Regions from separate parts of the Homo sapiens genome. Here all the other regions are linked to region 1. A link is a contact called in ENCODE Hi-C or POLR2A ChIA-PET data. All regions are on one chromosome and are shown on one strand. Each heading gives the region's core, a stretch centred on a gene start or an enhancer-like site at or near the end of the contact. The rest is flanking DNA. Distances are from core to core; before and after follow the strand shown. Region 1 holds the start of FBF1 (Fas binding factor 1). Region 2 overlaps GRB2 (growth factor receptor bound protein 2). Region 3 holds the start of SNHG16 (small nucleolar RNA host gene 16).

Region 1 (3,643 bases), core at 780-3,279:
AGGCTGGGCGCGGTGGCTCACACCTGTTATCCCAGCACTTTGGGAGGCTGAGGTGGGCAGATCATTTGAGGTCAGGAGTTCAAGACCAGCCTGACCAACATGGTGAAACCCCATTTCTACTAAAAATACAAAAATTAGCTGGGCATGGTGGCATATGCCTGTAATCTCAGCTACTCAGGAGGCTGAGGCAGGAGACTAGGTTGAACCTAGGAGGAGAAGGTTGCAGTGAGCCGAGATCGCCCCACTGCACTCCAGCCTGGGCAACATGCGAGACTCTGTCTCCAAAAAAAAAAAAAAAAAAAAAACGTGCTCTGGATAACTTAATGGGCTTTCTGAGGCTTTGAGATTACTTGAAAAAAGGGCAGTGGCCATCATCCCTTACCCTGAAAGCCGATGCAGCAAGTGGCAAGTACTCATTTCAGAAAGGAGGTGGGTGCCTGGCACCAAGGCTGAAACCCTTTCCCAGGCAACACCCATGACTACTTTCTAGGCAGCATTTAGCACAAAAGCAGGTATGAACTCTGGTTACTCTTTGATATTCTTTTTCTTTTTAAAATTTTTTTTTTCGAGACGGGGTCTCACTGTGTTACTCAGGTTGGTATTGAACTCTGGGGCTCAAGCAATCCTCCTGCGTTGGTCTTCCAAAGTGCTGGGATTACAGGTGTGAGCCACCACGTCCAGCAACACGATTTTCACTGACAGTGGAAATATTTCCCTTTACATAGGCAGTAAATCTGACCCATTGAGAACATTTTCCTCGGAATTAGCTGTCTCCCTCCCCCTCCTCCACTTTACCAAAACCCACCTACAGGATGTCCTGGAAGAAAGGAGTCAGAGGGGTCCTCTTTATGTCCCAAGTATTGGCCTGTCCTGTTATTGGAATGCAAGGGTTATCTGGGCTTACCTACAGAGCCCACCCTGAATACATGTGTTTTCTTTTTTTTCTTTTTTTAGACGGAGTCTTGCTCTGTTGCCCAGGATGGAGTGCAGTGGTGCGATCTTGGCTCACCACAACCTCAGCCTCCCGGGTTCAAGCGAATCTCCTGCCTCAGCCTCCCGAGTAGCTGGGAATACAGGCACATGCCACCATGCCCGGTTAATTTTTGTATTTTTAGTAGAGACGGGGTTTCACTGTTGGCCAGGAGGTCTCGAACTCCTGACCTCGTGATCTGCCCGTCTCGGCCTCCCAAAGTGCTAGGATTACAGGTGTGAGCCACCACGCCTGGCCTTCTTTCTTTTTTTTTTTTCCAGACAGGGTCTCGCTCTGTTGCCCAGGCTGGAGTGCAGTGGCACGATCACAGCTCTCATAGCTTACTGCAGCCTCGACCTCCTTGGGCTCAGGCGATCCTCCAATGTCAGCCTCCCTAGCAGCTGGGACCACAGGCACACGCCACCATGTGCGGCAAATTTTAAAATTTTTTTTGTAGAGACGGGGGTCTCCCTATGTTGCCCAGGGTCGTCCCAGACGCCTGGCCTCAAGTGATCCTCCCGCCTTGGCCTCCCAAAGTGTCGGGATTACAGGCGTGAGCCACCGTGCCCGGCCTTGTTTCTTTTTCTCTGCAATGGCGACTTCACGACCTACAAGTCCAAATGTGTCCCATAACACATCAAGGAACTTCTGGCATCTCCTATCGATCCTGTACGGGCTTCTCAGACTATGGGGATTTTCTAGGCTTGGTTTGCCAAGGCCAAAGGGCTACAGAGTAACCCCGTCCCCACATGTATTCAGCCGACTCCATGCCAGGCGTTTTACAGATCCCGAGACCACCCCTAAGCAAGACCCCTAGCCGGAGTCGCCCCTCCGTCCCGAGACTCCGCGCCCCTCAATGCGTCACCCTTCTGAGCGCCCGGCCTATCTGGCCCCGGAGCGCAGCCTGTAACGCTCTCAGCCCCGGAAGCCTCCTGTTACGCGCCGTGCCCCCGGAGGTGCGGCCGCTGGGACCAGCGCCGGCCCTGGCTCCATTCGGGTCGCCCAGCCCGGCCAGGACTGGCCTCCCGCTTCCAGCCGCTGCCGGCACCCTCAGCCGTCTGGCCTCCCGCGGAAAGGCGGGCGCGAGGCATCCTGGGAGTCGCAGTCGGCGGTCGACTCACCCGCCCTCACAGAGGAGGTGGGGACGCCATGAAGAACTACAGCTCCCAGGGAGCCGCGCGCGGCAGTTGGCGGGGCCGGGCTTCTGCCGGCGGCGGGCACGTTGCTAGGAGCTGCCCCAACGCCTCTCCGGGAAGAGGGCGCCAGGCTCAAAGGCCCTCTTGGGAACTGCCGGGAAGCTTAAAAGTTCCTCCTGCCCACTTCTGAGGGCTGACACGTGGCCGACGCGGAGGCGTGAGAAATGTGTTGATATTGGGAGGTTGACGGGTGAATCCACAAATTCACCGGTGTTTATTCCACACCCCAAAGCTTGAGGGAAGTGACTGACCTGTTTAATGATCCAATCAAAGCTGTATAGCCAGAATGAAACCCAATACTGTCGCCCCACAAAAAGATTAAGTCACATTTTTTCTAGTATGTGCTAATTATGAATTTTATTAAGGTTTATTCAATGTCACAGAGGAAAGAACGGTTTGTAGTTTTGCTTACCCGCAGTGCTGGCAGGTCACAGCTGTCCAACCATGATCCATTCACATGCTCTGGCCCCGTGCCCCTCGTCCTCCCACCCCTACCCCACAGGACACCATTAAGCCAGGGCTGGGTAACAACATATGCTCAATGCATCTTCTCAGGTGAGAACCAAACTCGAGCCACAACAGCAAAGGGGGAAAAAGGTAGCAAAGTAATTATGTGCTCCCAAGGCAGTCATTTAGTTGAATCCATAACTGGAAATAAAAAGGCATTTATGAAGTGTAGTCCGCAGTCTGAATGTGGAAGGTGGAAGATCACACATTTACTAAGAAACACTCAAAACATATTTTGGTTCAGAATTCTAAAAAATCCCGAATTTTCCATGATCTTCCCAAGACAACCAATGACCCACTTAAATTTAAGGCAAAAACACCCTTGAATCTAGGAATGTGCACATATGCAACAGCTAACATCTGGTAACTCTAATAATGTTCCTTATATGTTTCTGTGTTTACTATCATGAACCATAGGAAGAAGTACTGGAAAATTTAGTAAGTGTGGACAGTTAAAAACACTGGCCCGGCACGGTGGCTCACGCCTGTAATCCCAGCACTTTGGGAGGCCGAGGTGGGTGGATCACGAGGTCAGGAGTTCAAGACCAGCCTGGCCAACTTGGTGAAACCCCTGTCTCTACTAAAAATACAAAAAAACTAGACAGGCATGGTGGCAGGCGCTGTAATCCCAGCTTCTCAGGAGGCTGAGGCAGAGAATTGCTTGAACCCGGGAGGCAGAGGTTGCAGTGAGCCAAGATTTCGCCACTGCACTCTACCCTGGGTGAAAGAGCAAGACAACGTCTCAAAAAAAAAAAAAAAAAAAAAAGCAAAACCCCACCATCAATATTTTAAAATAAAAAGTCGTTTTAGTCAATTACAGTGTGACTTGTTCTAATCCTCCAAGAATGGAGTAGTAAAGAAACAGCAGAAATGACTTCCCTGCATTATTTCATGAAAATGATCAAAACCTTTATCTAAGTCAGAACATCAACAAGACTCTTGGTCTCAGGTCATCAGTTTCCTGGCACTC
Region 2 (3,548 bases), core at 919-3,418, 600 kb before region 1:
CACAGAGATCAAGAGGTTTCAAGAAAAATCTGTGTATTTGAAAAATTCAACAATCATATGATGACCTGTACTAGACAAACACCAAGCCCTGGGCTAGGTGAACTGAGGATAAAATGGATACCCTTCCCAAGGAGCTTAGGGGACTAGAAAGCTGCCAGGTGCATCACAGTGTGACGAATGTCAGGAGTGGGGAGTTATGGGTACTATGTAGGCATCAATTCAATAGAAAACATCTGACTTCCAAACACCAAAGACGATGACTTAACTCCAGGTTAGGGGGTATCAGGAAAACATCCTAGATGAAGTGTGAACTTGGTTATTCCCTGTCTGCATCTTTAGCTCTGCTTAGTCTGTGTGGACTGTGAGTAGAAGGAACATGGCAGACTCTGCAAGTAGACAGATTGTTGTTTGGCTGCTATTAACTAAAACACTGGTTAAGCTTCTTTTAGCTTAAAGGTAAAATATTTATTAATGGTATCAGAACTTCTAACTGGAAATAACCTAAATAACCTCAACTGTAGCTAATTTTTTTTTTTTTTTTTCAGACAGAGTCTTGCTTTTGTTGCCCAGGCTGGAGTGCAATGGCGTGATCTCAGCTCACTGCAACCTCCACCTCCCGGGTTCAAGCGATTCTCCTGCCTCAACCTCCTGAGTAGCTGGGATTACAGGTGCCTGCCACCAAGCTGGCTAATTTCTATATTTTCAGTACAGACAGGGTTTCATCAAGTTGGCCAGGCTGGTGTTGAACTCCTGAGTTCAAGTGATCTGCCCGCCTCGGCCTCCCAAAGTGCCAGGATTTACAGGTGTTGAGCCACCGCGCTCGGCCTCAACTGTAGCTAATTCTTTACTTTAATGACACATATTTAGCAACTGTCCTTTTCATCCTTTCACTAACAGAAGGAGGCTTTTAATCTTACATGAAATCCTACACTCCTCTCTTCAAAAAATAAAACACAAAGCCTCCCCAACCCCCCACACCCCCTCCCAACCCCCCCGCCTGGGGGAGCAGCTGTTACTCATGTTTTGTGATGCTAACAGGCAAACCCGCTCCTGTGTGTCAGTTCCACCCTCTAAGGTCTCCACTCACTTCCCACTGCCTCAGCATAAAGCAGAAAACAGGAGCTCAAACCTCTACCCTGAAAATTAATGACAACAGAGGTTTTTTTTTAAATTTTATTTATTATTATTATTTTTGAGATGGAGTCTTGCTCTGTCCCCCAGGCTGGAGTGCAGTGGCGCAATCTCGGCTCACTGCAACCTCCGCTCCTGGGTTCATCCCATTCTCCTGCCTCAGCCTCCTGAGTAGCTGGGACTACAGGCGCCCGCCACCACGCCTGGCTAATTTTTTTTGTATTTTTAGTAGAGACGGGGTTTCACCGTGTTAGCCAGGATGGTCTCGATCTCCTGACCTCGTGATCCGCCAACCTCAGCCTCCCAAAGTTGTGGGATTACAGGCGTGAACCACCGCACCCCGCCCGACAACAGAGTTTATTTAATTCCACGTAAGACTATGATTCAAGGGGTCAATGAAAGGACTGATCGATTTTCAGTCGTTCTGTGACCCAAGAGCCACCTCAGAGGATGTTATTGAAAGAAGAAAAAGCAATGTTGGTCACAGAACTATTCACCAACGTGTGCATAAGGATACAGGACTGAAAAACTCAAGGCTGGGGTCCTCCCACCAGGACACCGTTAATTTCCAACTCAAAAAGCTAGTTCCAAATGCATTTTCTACTTCTGAAGCAGTTAATCTAGTTCCAAATCGGGAAAGGCTTGTTATAATCACATGACAGAGGAAGAGGAACTGGGGTAGAGTGGCAAGTCCCTACCCCCACCCCCACCCCCACCCCCAGGGTGGAGGCGAATGCAGAGAGTTCAACAGGTAATGACAATACAAACTGCAAATGTGGATTCAAGCTAGTGGACAGGGTCAGGGAGCAGAAAACACAGGGACCTAAACTAGTCTCGGGGTGGGGGCTGCCTGAGAAAGCCTCCCCAAGCCAGTGACATTTGAAGGGAGATCAAAGGCTCTCCTGTGGGTGGTCTGGCAGAAGACCACAGTATGCAAATTAAGAAGCTCAAGCTTATATGTTACAATCATCAGAAGTCGCTGAGAGTGACATTCAGGTTTGCATTTTTCAAAAGCTCCTCTGGCTGACTGTGAGATGAACTGCAAGGAGGTGCAGGTGGGTGGGGCAGTGCGGTAGAGAGGAGAGAGTCGAGGTATTTCTGGAGGTAGAATCAAAAGGACTTGGTGATGAGATGCTGCTCAGTGGTCTTCCTCTCGGCCACTGATTTTTTTTTTTTTTTTTTCTGAAAACTGCTTTAGAAAAACTGCTATATTGGCTGGGCACAGTGGCTGATGCCTGTAATCCCAGCACTTTGGGATGCCAAGGCAGGCGGATCACTTGAGGTCAGGAGTTCAAGACCCGCCTGGCCAACATGGTAAAACCCTGTCTCTACTACAAAATACAAAAAATTATCTGGGCACGGTGGCGGGCGCCTGTAGTCCCAGCTACTCGGGGGGCTGAGGCAGGAGAATCGCTTGAACCTGGGAGGCAGAAGTTGCAGGGAGCCGAGACTGCGCCACTGCATTCCAGCCTGGGCAATAGAGTGAGACTCCGTCTCCAAAAAACAAAGACAGGTATCAATCTTATGCTGGTATCCTCCATCTGTCTCTCCAGATCCAGTTACACCTTGCTTTTCTTGCCTTTTTTTTTTTTTTTTTTTTTTTGAGACAGAGTCACACTCTTTGCACAGGCAGGAGTGCAGTGGTGCAATCCTGGCTCACTGCAACCTCCACCGCCCGGGTTCAAATGATTCCCCTGCCTCAGCCTCCCAAGCAGCTGGGATTACCACACCTGGCTAATTTTTGTATTTTTTAGTAGAGACGGGGTTTCATCATGTTGGCCAGGCTAGTCTCAAACTCCTAACCTCAAGTCACCTTGGCCTCTCAAAGTGCTGGGATTACAGGCATGAGCCACTGTGCCCAGCCTGCTCTGACTTTTTGGCTCTGTAAGAACCACATCAACAGGCTCCCTCACTCTCTGGCTCCCAGTGCTATTAATCAATGGGGAGGCCTGCAGAAGGTCAGACGAAGGGAGGGTCAGGTCAGGGCATTCATTCTCCCAGCTCCCACCCTGAGAGTGTCTGTGGACAGTCTTGGACTCTCAATTGAAAGTAAGTCCTTTCCTTCTCCAGGTTTGGGCAACTCCTCCCCCTTCCTTCTCCCTGTCGTAGGCCTCATGGTGGTAACCTGATTACCAGCTGTGGACACTGCATTATCCCTGTGGTTTCTAGAGAAACTTCGCCCACACTGATAGCGGCAGGAGGCAGACAAATGCCTCACAGGGGCGGGTCTCCAGTGAAACCCCACCTCTAAGCCAAAGACAACTGAAAGCCTGAAAGCCACACTACAGGTCAAATCCATGGACCGGACTGAGAACCCATCTTCCCATTTGGTAGGCTTTCCTCTGATTGATCCCCACTCTTCACCTATTTTACATCTACCTACCCTTTCCGAATTGATTTTCTACACTGCCATGCCC
Region 3 (3,210 bases), core at 658-3,157, 620 kb after region 1:
ACTATCTTGTCTACAGTAGGTCACCAGCCCGCTAGCAGCTTTTGGGAAATTCCACACTTAGAATTCCCACTGTAAGTCTCAAATGAAAGGAACTATGTTTGCAGGGATAGAACACATTCTTCCTTTCAGTATTACACAAAATAACGTGTCTTCAAGGGTAAGGTAGAGAAACCTAATGGCCAGAATTACTGCTGAATGAATTAATGATTATTTGCTGAAGACTTACTGTGAGCATAGCAGGTAAATACCAAACCCTGCACTGTTAAGAAATTAAAAAGAAAAAAATAAAAATAAAAAGAGGCTGGGCGTGGTGGCTCACGCCTGTAATCCCAGCACTTTGGGAGGCTGAGACGGGTGGATCACCTGAGGTCAGGAGTTTGAGAACAGCCTAACATGGAGAAACCCCATCTCTACTAAAAATACAAAATTAGCTGGGCGTGGTGGCGCATGCCTGTAATCCCAGCTACTCAGGAGGCTGAGGCAGGAGAATCACTTGAGCTTGGGAGGCGGAGGTTGCCGTGAGCCGAGATCGTGCCATTGCATTCCAGCCTGGGCAACAAGAGCAAAAGTCCATCTCAAAAAAAAAAAAAAAAAAAAATAATAATAATAATAAAAAGAGACTTCTGCTCTTGAAGAGCTTACAATCAAATGAAAGGAGGTAAACATAAGCAAATGTGGTAATTTGAAGATAAGTATCTGCAACATATTACCATCTGCAGGACAATATAACCCACACCGAAGGCCACAGAGATCACTGTTAATGGGTGGATGAGAACAGGGAGACTGGAATGGAGAAAAGGCTCTCGGTCTTGCAAACTTAAACTAGCTTTCAAATAGGTGCAAATTCTGGCCCTGATTGTTGATGTCGTTTTTGCCTTATTTTTATTTCAAAAACGAAGCCAGACCGGGCGCAGTGGCTCACCTTTGTAATCCCAGCACTTTGGGAGGCCAAAACAGGAGGACTGCTTGAGGCCAGGAGTTTGAGACCAACCCGGGCAACATAGTGAGACCTCATCTCTGCAAAATAAAAATAATCAGCTGGGCGTGGTGGCGCTCGCCTGTCGTCCCGGCCACTCAGGAGGCTGAGGCGGGAGGATCACTTGAGCCCGGGAGGTCCAGGCTACAATAAGTTATGATTGCACCACTGCACTCCAGCCTGCGTGCCAGGGTGAAACCTTATCTCAAAAACAAACCAAAAAAACCCAGAAACAAAAAAAAATGAAGCCAAGGTGTTTGCCTGAAAAATAACACTCAGAAGAGCAGTGGGTGTTACATCATTCTCCGTTCTTTTCGTAATTCAGCTCGTGACACTTGCCTTTTTTTCTCTTCTCGGAATGCCCCGGGCCCCTGGGCAGCCGCGGAGGCCGAGCCCCGTCGCTCTCCAGCGCTCCTTGCCGCCCGCGCCTCGGCTTCACCGGCCTCGCCCCAAACTTAAAAACACCTGAGCAGGAGGTTGAACGATTCCCTCGGAATCTCTCCTCTTCACTAACCCAGCGAACCACCCCAAATGCCCCTATCCTCCCCCAAATAAAATCCGCAGAGCAATTAACAAAGATACTCGGCCAAGCCCCGGTTTCCTCATCTGTCCCTGCCCCCTCGAACTTTCTGTGCTTCCCCAGTCTCGACCAGGGACAAACTGTGTTGAAGCTCAATGACTTTCTGGCAGAAGTGAACCTCCAGCTTCGTTTTCTGACAGCCGTGGTTCTTCACAGGCCTGGTTTCCCACTCCGGACCCTCCACTGCCCCTGGTGGCGGCCACCATCTTACCCCCAGCTCCAGGGTCGCGCTGAGGACGCGGCCAGCCCCCAGCCGCCGTAGTTTTGAACTACATTTCCCACCAGCCCTTTCTCAACATCGCGAGAGTTCCGGAGAGATTGCCGAGAAGACTTGCGCGCAGGGGCGGTCTCGCGTTCTTTTCGAGGTCGGCCGCGTGGCTGGAAGACATGGCCACTCCAGTCGGTGTTGAGCACGGCGAGCAGTCTCAGGCCTTTAGTGATGATGGTAAGGCTGCCTGGGTGGGAAAACGGGGTCTTCCTTGACACGACACTAACATACTTGGCTTCCCTTCCTCAGAGACGAAGTGGTGACGATAATCTCGGTTTCTCCCTCATAGGGTGGTTAGGAGGGTTAAAAGTACTGGATGAGAAAATGCTTTCCAAACGTTGAGAAAATGTTACTATGTGAAGGGAGAGAGCTCAAGCCCGTCCTCGGCGTCATAGGGCCGGCTTCTGCGGGGGAGAGCGCCTAACAACCTGGGCAGCCCCGTGCGCCTCCGCCGCGCGTGTGCTGAGCGTCATGCCCAGGGGTCTTCGGTGCCCGCGCACGGGCAGACTCTGACGATGGTGGTTCTTAATTCAGCATCAGGAGTGTTAACGTGTGAAGACGTGATTCCGCTTGGAGTGTCTTGAGGACGGCCCCAATCGGTAGTTCATATTTAGCTTTACAGATAGGAGTCAATAGGATTGTAAACTTCTGGAAAGCCGTAGTTTTAACAACGAGCCTTTTTTCCTCCCCCAGAGGCCTTTCTTTGTTTGGCATCTGCAGAGACGGTGAAAAGCAGAGCTCCAGGTTGAAGGATCAGAGTAATAGATGGAGCCCTTAACATGAGTAAGAGTGGGTGCAGGCAGGGCCTGAGTGGTCACTAGAAATGAGAAAGCACAGTTGGTGCCATCACATACATTCACCTCCTGCTTTATTCTGAAGTTCAAGTATGAGAATACGTGTTGACATACAAGCCAGCTATGGTAAGAAATTACTCAAAATTCAGAATGCTAATTATTTTAATGATAAAAATGAGTAGCGTCTTTGCCCGTGTGATTTGGGGCCACTAGGTGTCATTGTAACCAGCGTGGATCCTCGTTAGGGCATGCAGGGATGAAAGAGACATGGCAAATGAATTTTGGATCGCTAGGATTTAGGAATCTTTGTTATTGGCTGAGCTGAGGATGATTTAAAGTTATCCCTGTCTGAAATGGTATCTTTTGTGAGGAGGTCTGACTTGCTGAGGCTCAGCTGTTTAATACAAATCTGGAGAATAAACCTTAAGGTGGTTTCTGTTAGAATGAAGCCTGTTATCCTTCTCTTTTAGATTAAAGGTGGTGGCTGTGGCCTTGAAAACAGTCATGTGAAAACTCATCACCTTAAGGTGTTAAGTGTAAGGATCTTCATGATGAAATTTCTGTAAATGGTGAGATTTTTAGTACTTTCATA

Evidence for each region. Hi-C counts contacts between places; a loop is a spot of excess contacts on that map. ChIA-PET counts read pairs that join two places held with the same protein, here RNA polymerase II (POLR2A). Pooled maps may share reads with other maps.
Region 2: a loop to region 1 is called in a pooled map, with 4 times the contacts of the local background. The contact joins the enhancer-like site here to the promoter of FBF1 in region 1. A Hi-C loop is called at or near these places in 1 of 50 pooled maps. POLR2A ChIA-PET finds 5 or more read pairs at or near these places in 5 of 52 experiments (CD8-positive, alpha-beta memory T cell, H1, activated CD4-positive, alpha-beta T cell and 2 more).
Region 3: a map of naive thymus-derived CD4-positive, alpha-beta T cell shows a loop between it and region 1 (15-fold over the local background). The contact joins the promoter of SNHG16 here to the promoter of FBF1 in region 1. A Hi-C loop is called at or near these places in 1 of 168 maps with a recorded cell type or tissue (naive thymus-derived CD4-positive, alpha-beta T cell) and 7 of 50 pooled maps. POLR2A ChIA-PET finds 5 or more read pairs at or near these places in 3 of 52 experiments (GM10248, RWPE1 and activated CD4-positive, alpha-beta T cell).

Annotation. Positions count from the first base shown.
Region 1 is chr17:75,939,013-75,942,655 of GRCh38, forward strand. It overlaps FBF1 (Fas binding factor 1), which reads right to left and starts at 2,030. Exons shown (of 30, transcript NM_001319193.2): 1 at 1,836-2,030. ACOX1 (acyl-CoA oxidase 1) reads right to left here. Exons shown (of 14, transcript NM_004035.7): 14 at 2,495-3,643. RefSeq lists a silencer at 1,799-2,068 and an enhancer at 2,179-2,248.
Region 2 is chr17:75,343,868-75,347,415 of GRCh38, forward strand. All of the region lies in intron 2 of GRB2 (growth factor receptor bound protein 2), which reads right to left. Among named protein-coding and RNA genes, the nearest start is that of SLC25A19, 56 kb to the left of the region's middle. RefSeq lists enhancers at 1,179-2,170, 1,545-1,824, 3,435-3,494, 3,505-3,548 and silencers at 3,155-3,323, 3,235-3,294. Within about 2 kb of position 2,169, at least 6 of the 41 ENCODE cell types and tissues checked have a DNase peak (open chromatin) inside an H3K27ac peak, as active enhancers do.
Region 3 is chr17:76,555,857-76,559,066 of GRCh38, forward strand. It overlaps SNHG16 (small nucleolar RNA host gene 16), which reads left to right and starts at 1,908. Exons shown (of 3, transcript NR_038111.1): 1 at 1,908-2,001. SNORD1C (small nucleolar RNA, C/D box 1C) reads left to right here and starts at 2,934; the gene lies at 2,934-3,013. RefSeq lists enhancers at 939-1,038, 1,528-2,328, 1,729-1,988, 2,329-3,130.